Regions from separate parts of the Homo sapiens genome. Here region 2 is linked to region 1. The links are chromatin contacts, found by Hi-C in ENCODE. All regions are on one chromosome and are shown on one strand. The core of a region is the stretch at or near the end of the contact, and the rest is flanking DNA. Distances in the headings are between cores, read along the strand shown. Region 1 has its middle 20 kb from the start of PCGF5. Region 2 holds the start of PDLIM1 (PDZ and LIM domain 1).

Region 1 (4,836 bases), core at 714-3,213:
AAATAAGATTGCTAATTTAGAAATAAAACTAGTTACTATCCTATAGGGCAATAAAACTATAACCTTTGGGGTTATCTTCTTTATCAGACAGAAGTCATTTGCAGGGGATCAATCTACAAATTAACATCTAACTTCATAGAATCTGGATCCTAATAAAAAGTAAGTTAAACAAAGGAACACTTTCCTAGAGAATTACATGATCCTTGGCTGGTGTCTTAAGTGCTCCAAGAAAACGCTAAAAAGACATGCAATCATCCTGTGCCTTATTCCCAAATGTTGGATAATTTTCCTAAACATTTTAATATGCAACAAAACCTTGGCTATACAAAGCCCTGCTGAATGGGTTAGTCTTGATAGTGGCATGCTCTAGAGACCTAAATTAGCCCTTAAAATGCTTAGTACCAAGGGGTTTGCTGGTAGATTGTGGCTGAACACTTCCCCTGCCCCTACCTCCATCAAGGCTGCAAAGTCACCATTTTTGTTTGTTTGCTTTCTTGCTTTTTTAAATCATGTTTGGCCTGTATTCTGCATCAGAAAATTTGCTGCTTACCCTGTATTGTTTTTAGTCATTTTCACAAACACATTTCTTTACTGTTTTTCTTCCTTTGAAAATATCCCCTCATCTGAACATTAATCATGTCAACCTTTTAAGCAAAGAATGATCTAACTCCTTCAACATAAATACATCTAAAAGTTGAGTCACAGTTTGATAGTAAGCATATTATATAGCATAAATGGCCAATCTTTTCGCCTAACTACCCCTTGCCCCAACATTAAGAAGCACATTGAAAATAACTTACTATTTAAGATCAATAATTAGTTAATAACCTCTATTTACTGAAACCAATTAAGTACAAGAAGGAAGTTTTCAAGGCTTCTAAGGAGTCAAATATAGTAACAACTTCTGGCTGTATATTATATTACAGTATCCCTCATTTAGACTCTTAATAATTAACAGTAACGATGACTACTATGCAATGACTACTCACTATGTGCCAAATACTGTGCTAAGAGCTTACAAATTTATCCTATTTAATCCTCACAACAATCCTGTTAACTACTTTGTATTATTTGCCTCATTTTTCAGAAGAATAAACTGAATCACAGGGAATTAAATTAACTCTCTCAAGGTCACAATGGTGGGTTTTACTGAAATCATTAGGTTCACAAAAATTAATCAGCTTAAAACAATCAGATCACAACGGTGGTGGATTCAAATCCAGGTTATTTTGCTTCAGAGTCTATAGGCTTAACCACCATACTACATCAAAAAAGACAGAAGAACCATAAAAACAGATACATCGACCATCATCATCATAGCACTTATACAGCACATTTTATACGAAGGCATGGTTCTAAGCAGTGAACATATAAAAACTTATTTATTTCTCACAATAATCCTAGGGGGTGAGTACAATTATTCTTCTCAATTTGGGAAAGAAGAAATTGAGGCAAACAGTGGTTACACCTGGTCACAATGCTAATAAAATGCAAGGCTTGGATATAATCCTGGACAGTGTAGCTCCCAAGTCCAGGACCCTCCCTTGATGCCACCCTGCTTCTTCTAACAATTTCAAAAGCATAGTGCCAGTAAACAGTCCTAACACTTCAGAAACTCTGAGGTTGGAAATCACCACATTAAAGCACAGAACCTTAACTAAATGTTCATCACTATGATCAAAAGTCATCAAGAACAGATTAAAAGGTTTTCATTCAGCCTTGTTAAGAAGGCAAAAAAGTAACACACTTAAACAAAATTTCATCCAAGATGGGTTTCTTAAAAAAAAAAAAAAAAGGTTTTCTGGAAAATGAACTCAATACAGAACAAATGAGGTGTTACAGTAGTGTTAAAAAATCTTTCTGCAGACATTGTTTTTGTTCTTGCTGCCTTGGGGTTTCTCAGAATTCCCTCAGGGGCTGTGGGTGGAGGGAGGAGGGGAGAAGATAGTTCTCCACTCCACCTTCAAACACATAACTCTGTTTACGTATTTTTTTTACACATTGGGCTTCCTGGTAAGCTTTCACTTTGATGGGACCTAAGCTCCTGTTTATGATTTGAATGAGTTCCCCAAATTTCATGTGCTGATAACTTAATCTTCAAATTCATACGTTGATGGCATTTAGAGGTGGGGCTTTGGGAGGTAATTAAGATTAGTAATGTCACTGGGGGGACCATGATAGGACTAGTGGCTTTACATGAAGAGAGACCTGAGCTGACACACTCAGCCCCTCACCATGTGATGCCCAGCTCAGAAGGTTGCAGAGGGTCTCCACCGGCAAGAAGGCCCTCACCAGATACCTCACCCTTGGATGTCCCAGCCTCCAGATACGTAAGCAATACATTTCTTTCCTTTATAAATTGCCCAGTCTCAGGTATTCAGCTGTAGCAACAGAAAACAAACTAAGACAGCTCCCATGAAAATGTGGTCTAAGTGGGCAGCTCTTCTCACTTTTATAAAACTTTCCCCATCACCTCCCTGGTGTCTCAGGAGTTCCACTTCACACTATTTTTCCATTTGCCTCTTGAATCTTGTGCTTGCCCAAGCTCTGACCATTCTCCCACCTGACCCTCCCCCTTTCCACTTCCCTCTGTCAACAGTAATCACGAACACAGCTAATGTTATCAACCTCCTACACAGCAAGCTCTAGGTTAATATTTTTACATCAATTACTTCATTGAATGCTCTCAACACCCTTATGAATTGGGTTCTATAATTGGCCCCACCGTATACAGGAAGAAACCAAAGCTTAATTTGCCCACTGTCCAATGACCACAAAGTGATGAATATAGGATAAACTAGATTGCCCACTAGAAAGGCCCCCAACTCTTCACCAGTACACAATCCTGCCTCTCAGCCTCTGCCAATTATGTTCAAATCTCCCACTGAGACTGTGTTCAAGACTCAATATCTTAAAAACAAAACAAAACAAACAGCACCTTCCCTTCTGGCACAGTCCCTTATAGCAGCACCTCAACAATGACAAATGCAATGCACAGCTTTCAATGCAATCTCATCCATACCTGTTGATATTAATGCTTATAAAATCTTCTCTTCTTCTTTCAAACATATATGCGCACTTCCCAGAAAGGGGCTACATCCCCTGTTCTTTCTATACCCTCACTCTCTCTTAACTAGATTAGTTGAACAATTTTGGGCACCGAGTAGGAAGATATTAATAATCAGCATAAAGAACCCTGGTCAGTAGTCAGGATACCAGAGTTCTGGTTCAGTTTCAGGCAATCCCCTATAGCAGACACTGTCACTGTCTCCTCCTCCCTCTTATCTCCTCCACGCTCATCTCTACATGCTGAAGGCAGCCTTCTTGAACACCTGTGGCTTTTATTCTGGCTCTGGGAGCAGGCTGGGCCCTCTCCCACAGTGAGGCAAAAATGCAGGGAAGTTAGCATCTCCAGGAAACAGCCCTCAGTCAAGGAGGATGGATAGTTGATGGGCAAGTAACCCAATTTCCCTGTCCTTTGGGTAGGATAGCCTGAAGCGTGTAGACTAGTTCCTAGAGTTCCTTAAACGGATTGAGCTCCAGTTGCCCACAGCAGTAATTCTCTTGAAACTATACCCTTTATTGCTTTCTTTTTCCTCCCTGTCCCACTTCTCTACTTTCCTGTTGATATTTCTTGGGAGAACCTCTCAACTAAACCACTTACTCTCAAATTCTTGTCTTGGGGTCTGTTTCTGGGGAAACCACACTAAAATTTATTCTCCTTTGTTTATTTACTCCACTTCCCTATCTGTCAAACAAGAGGGTTGCATAAAGGATTTTTATGGCCTCTTTGGACTCTAACATCCTAGGATTTCAATGAACTCAATCAAATTTCAGTATTAAACTAAAACTAGCCTTGAATGTTACTTCTTAACTAAAATACTGCATCATATTTTGGAGCCGTGGCTGAATTTCACGTACATTAATGTGGAAGATGCTGGGAAGCAGAGATCAGATCCCTCTTCAGAGAAGCCTTTGGGCTGCACTTGATGGGGATGTTGTTGGCCTCTTGCAGGCATGTCCTCAGCTGCAAAGATCCTCCTTGCCCAAGGTCACTTTCCCAAGGATGCAAGGACTGAGGGATGCTGGAGTATAAAGGCCTGGCCATCTTGGCCCAAGTCAAGACAACTCAGAGGAGTCATTCTAGTTCCAGAGCTCCTGCCATGCTGGCTCTACAGCTCAACTCCTTTTCTGCCCCCCTTGCTGCCTTCCCACCCTTCAAAGGGCATTCCCTAATAAACATCCTGGATACAAAACTACACCTGGGAGTCAGCTTCCCAGGGAACCCAACCTGTGACAAGTACATTTTCTACTTGTTTATTATGTCATAAAATTCACAGACTCTGGAACTTTGCTTGTGGAAGCAGGGATGATCCCTTGAATGCTGTAAGACCCAGAAAGTGGTAGAGACACAGAAGAAAAAACTAGGCTTTTAATAAAATGGGAGAGACAGATACAAACCAGCATGTATGTGATGCAGTTTCAGTTTCTGAACAAAAACAATAAATACATAAAAGGTCAGCATGGCCAGTGAAACTGAAAGCTAAGAACTCAGATGAGGCAATCACAGAGGGTGATGAAAGAGAAGAACATCTGAGAGAGGAGGAGAACAAGAATGGCCTGGCAAGAAAAGGAAGAAGACTAATACGAAACACACTCAGCCAAAGACCATGGGGTAGAAATAACCCATCTGAAGAAGGGCTCTTCATTGCACAAAACTACATCCAATCCTTAAGAGGTACTGCCCCGTGGTATGACAAGGCCAAAACGTCATCCTGGCAATTGCTGCTAATTAAACTCAGGATTGATTCAATGCTACTGAATAGGCCAGGGAGA
Region 2 (4,836 bases), core at 1,127-3,626, 4.1 Mb before region 1:
TCTTTTTCTCAGGTTCAGGAAAGAATATCAGGTTGCAAGAGGTTGAGAGGGATGTATAATCATACAACTCCACTTTCATTTCCTTTTTTTTTTTTTTTTTTAGACCGAGTTTCGCGCTTGTTGCCCAGGCTGGGGTGCAATGGCGTGATCTCGGCTCACCACAACCTCCACCTCCCGGGTTCAAGTGATTCTCCTGCCTCAGACTCCCGAGCAGCTGGGATTACAGGCATGCGCCACCACGCCCGGCTAATTTTTGGTATTTTCAGTAGAGATGGGTTTCTCTATGTTGGTCAGGCTGGTCTCGAACTCCAGACCTCAGGTGATCCGCCCACCTTGGCCTCCCAAAGTGTTGGGATTACAGGTGTGAGCCACCGTGCCCGGCCCTCCACTTGGATTTCTAAAAGCAAACAAACTATTCCCAAACATAGGCATTTGTGCTGTCACACAATTGGACAAGCAAGATAATCTTTTTATGTGTAAATCTGTGCACAGGGCTCTTCAGTAGGTAGGCCAGGATCACAGGGAGACAGAGCTGCACAGGGAACAAACTCATTGAGCATGGGCTCTATGCCAAGCACTGTGCTGGGGCCTGGGTACCAGGATGAATGGGTGCCAAGAAAACTGCGAAGAAACTGGGCCCAGAGAGGGTAAGTGGTCCTGAGGATGGCCAATGTGTTATATACATTAAGTACTATGTGCCAGGCACTATTCTAGGCACTGGGGCACAGCAGTGATCTAAACAGATAAAAACCCCTGTCCTTATGGAATTAATGCTTAAGAGTGGGGGTGGAACAAATAAATATACAAAATATAGAGAATGCCAGATGGTGATACATACAAAAGAAAAAAATAAGGCAGGGGAAGGTAATAGAGCATTCTAGAGAGGATATCTTAAATGATGCTCAGAGATGACCTCAGAAAATGACATTTGCATTTTTTTTATTTTTTAGTTTTTGAGATAGGGTCTCACTCTGTCACCCAGGCTGGAGTACAGTTGCACGACCACAGCTCACTGCAGCCTTGACCTCTCCGGCTCAAGCCATCCTCCCACCTCAGTCTCCCTAGAAGCTGGGACAGGTGTGCCCCACCAAACCTGGTTAATTTTTATTTTTTTAAATTTTTTTGTAGAGACAGGGTCTTGCCGTGTTGCTGGGGCTGGTCTAGAATTCCTGGGCTCAACTGATCCTCCTGACTCAGCCTCCCAAAGTGCCGGGATTCCAGGCGTGAGCCACGTGTCCGGCCCCTAGAAAATGACAGAGAGTGGTGGGGATGTCTGGGAGAACAGCATTGCAGACAGGGCCCTGAGGCAAGGCCCTGAGTTAGGAGCAAGGAGCACAGCCTGGCAGACTGGGGGGCAGGTGAGGAAAGGGCAGGAGGAGTTGGGGTCAGAGAGGGAGTTGGGGCCATTCTAGGGGTGGCCTTGTAGGCATTGTAAGGATCTGGGTTTTCACTGGTGGTGAGGTGGGGACGCCATGGACAGCATGAGAAATGGTCTGGTCCGGCGTGGAGAATGCACTCCACCGGGAGGGCGTCAGGGGGAGCCTGGCTAGGAAGCTGGTGGGAGGCTGGGAATCCAGGTCCCGGACTCAGCTCTTCTTTTGCATTGACTTGGCCCTTGGCCCGCCCCAAACTTGAGGTTTGAACTGTTGAGGTCAGAACCTACCATGAACTCCAGCCTGGAGGAAAGATTTCTAGGAAGGCCTTGAAGTTCAGTTATAACCTGAGTGATGGTCTCATTAGCATTATAAAAGTTCCAGGATGGGGTTCTGCAGCACTGGGCCCGGGCAGTGGTCCAGATGCTGACGAGTGGTGTAGCGTCGGGCAAGTCTTCTCACCTACTGAGCAGACTCAGTTACTTCATCTGTAAAATGGGACTAAACGTCCCGGTTGCCTCAGCATCAAATGAGATCGTTCGAAAGCACCTTTTAAACATCATTACCGATTACAAAAAGCAAATGGGAAGTCGGAGCCGACCTCAGAGGGCTGACTTGGCACAGCACTTCAAATTTCTCGTTTTACAAAGCACGAGGCGCGAGTTTGTCTCGCTGTCAGGACCTGCTTCCCTCTCACCTAGCACCCGCCCCGGGCCCGAGAGCCGCGGTGCGGCCGTGCGTACAGGAGGGAGGGAGGCGGTGTGGGGTCCCGGGCAGAGCTGCTGAGAGCCCCGGCCCCGCATCTGACTCGCGCTCTCTCGGCGGGACTCCGGGCCAGGGCCCCCAGGCCGGCGCGCAGGGCGGGGAGCGGCTGCGGGCGGGAGGACGGGCGGGGCGGCGGGCGGCTACGCGGCCTGGGCGGAGCCGCCCCCGCCCTGGCCCTCGCGGTTGCCCTGCCCCCGCCAGCCCCAGGCTCCCCGGGCCCGCGCCGCGCCGCTCTTTCTCCGACAGCCGCCGGGGGTGCCCTGCAAGCTGTTCCGCGCGTCCTGCCCGTCTGTCCCCGCGGGTCGTCGCCCGCCACAGCCGCGCCATGACCACCCAGCAGATAGACCTCCAGGGCCCGGGGCCGTGGGGCTTCCGCCTCGTGGGCGGCAAGGACTTCGAGCAGCCTCTCGCCATTTCCCGGGTAAGAGCAGCTGGGACGTGCGTGGAAGCGGGGCGCTATGGGAGGTGATATGCGGAGACTGGGGCCCCGCGGGCGCGGTCGGGGACGGAGTCGGAACCGCAGCCGGGCGCGTCCAGGTGCGCTGTTAGTTGAGCGCTCTCCGCGCGCCCGGGCCCCGCCGCTCCCCGCCGCCCCTTCGCGGAGGCTGCGCTCCCGGGCTGGTCGGCCCGCCGCGGGCGCGCTCCGTGTCCGCCAGAAAAAAAGAAGGCAGTTTTCGTTCTTTGGCCCCGGAAGCGCGGCGGGGCGGGTGTTAGTTCTTTGTCAACCAGCGAGGGGACGAGGGTCCCCGCAGATCCCGCGCGCTGGGAGATGGCACTTCTCCCTTCTTCCCAGATCGCAGTGCAGCCGAACGCAACAGGAAAGACCTGGAAAGTGAGGTGGGGTGGGTGGGAAGTTTACTGGGGTGGGGGGCAAGTGGGATTAACCTAAAAAAACAACCGAAACACGCTCTTTGGACTTGACCCACGGCCGAGGCTCGCCCCTCGAATGGCTTTTGGAGAATGTGCTGGATTCGGGAAATAAACACAACAAACAAACTCAAGTAAACCCTCTTGGTCATTCTCCCCTCTGCAGAACGTGGCCCCGCCGTCATTCTTCCTAGCATTCCCAGATTATCTCTTTCCCCTCCCCGCACCAGCCCTTTTTTCTCAGGGCATGAGTAGATACTGCGATGGGGTGTCCACCTGGGGTGGGGTTGAGGTGCTTGAAATCTAAGAGGGGCTTCGGATCTTTAGAAGGACTCACGTTGAATCAGGGGCCACCAGAACCATTGCCCCCCTAATAAAGTGAAACCCCCAGGGAGACCCAGACTCAGTGTTCAGAGGTCTGGGCTTTGGCCATTTAATCTGGCCAAACACAGGTTGATGTCCCACTAAGAGATGTCACGTTCAGTGCTTGGGCACCAAGAAGAGACTCAGTAAGTACCTCGAATGAGGAAAGGGAGAAAAAGAAGTCCCCTTTCTCCCCACCCATGGCCACTCCTTGCCTGTAGGCGGCACATTCCATTCTTGGGCTCATCTGCCTGCTGAAGCTGCCCTTCAGCTTGTCTCCCAGACTTTCTAAACATCCTTCTTTTTCACTTGGGGTTGGGGGAAGGGTGGAGAAGAAAGGGAAATATCCTTATGGATCCTTTTGACTCAAGCTCCTGCGTCCAGCAGCTGAAGGAGTTTGGTGGGAGGTGCAGGAGAAGAATTGGTGGCCTCCTCTTGACTTGTCTGCCAGCCACAGTCCTACCCATGCTTCTTTCCCGGTTGGCCTGGCCCAGTGAGGAGGTCTTCTCTATCTCACCCCCCTAAAAGAGTAGGCGGGCCAGTTTTTGGGCCTTATCTTCCACCTGTTTGCCTCGTCCCACAGAGACCTCTGATTATTCTCAAAGGTACACACTGCCTTTCCAGCCACCAGCCTAATTCCTCAAGCGCAGGAACTGTGCCTTCCCCAGAATCGTCCCCGAGCCTGGTAGCAGACCTGTACCTGGCCGGGCTGGGTAAATCCTTGCAGGCTTATTAATAAATGCTTGTCCAGGGAGGACATTGTGTCTGCACATTTCAACTCGCTTACCTCATAGTCCATTTGTCCCTGTTCTTTGTGTCTATAATTAACCTGTCAGCCCTCTCCACTTCTGAGATTTATATATGACATGAAACCCTTTTTTAAGTAGTGGAGGATGTATTGGCAATCTGTTAAAAGGGCAGTTACTGCCTTTCACTTTAGCTGCTTTTAAAAGTCTTAATGCATGAGTGAATGATGGAATGGGGTGGAAAACACCACACTGTGAATTCATTGGTTTTTACCTTCATATATTCACTCATTTATTATTTATATTATTTATTTATGGCGTGTGCACGTGTTTAATGAGCACGTATCATATTCCAGAAACTGTGCAAACGCCTCAGAAATGAGAGGGCACAGCTCCATTCTCAAGGTGTTCATGGTCTAGTGATGGAAACTAATCTTTATAATGCCCTTGGCAGGTGCTTTAATTGAAAAGTGGAAGTGACTCAGAAGAGGTAACATTTTCATGCTGACAGTAATTTATTTGTTTCTCTTCAGCTCCTTATTAATACATGGAAAAATTGTGAGCCTGTTCACCTCATGGGAATGGGAAAGTCATTGTCATAAAGGGACCCTGGTGTGGCCATCTGAGATCTGGTGCTGGTCCAGTGTCTTCTTGCTTGAGCTGTACCTGGGGTGAATCTTCCACTGTCTGAGGCTACTTAAAAAAAAAAACCTCTGCAGTGG

The links. A loop is a pair of places that touch in the nucleus more often than their neighbours do. Pooled maps may share reads with other maps.
Region 2: a loop to region 1 is called in a map with no recorded cell type, with 6 times the contacts of the local background. The contact joins the promoter of PDLIM1 here to the enhancer-like site in region 1. A Hi-C loop is called at or near these places in 2 of 37 single-sample maps with no recorded cell type and 2 of 50 pooled maps.

The regions. Positions count from the first base shown.
Region 1 is chr10:91,198,683-91,203,518 of GRCh38, reverse strand. It overlaps a transcript of PCGF5 not described here. Among named protein-coding and RNA genes, the nearest start is that of PCGF5, 20 kb to the left of the region's middle. Within about 2 kb of position 1,963, at least 5 of the 41 ENCODE cell types and tissues checked have a DNase peak (open chromatin) inside an H3K27ac peak, as active enhancers do.
Region 2 is chr10:95,288,543-95,293,378 of GRCh38, reverse strand. It overlaps PDLIM1 (PDZ and LIM domain 1), which reads left to right and starts at 2,376. Exons shown (of 7, transcript NM_020992.4): 1 at 2,376-2,559. The coding sequence starts at 2,464. RefSeq lists silencers at 306-375, 2,019-2,098, 2,149-2,538, 2,589-2,688, 2,709-2,818 and an enhancer at 3,540-3,859.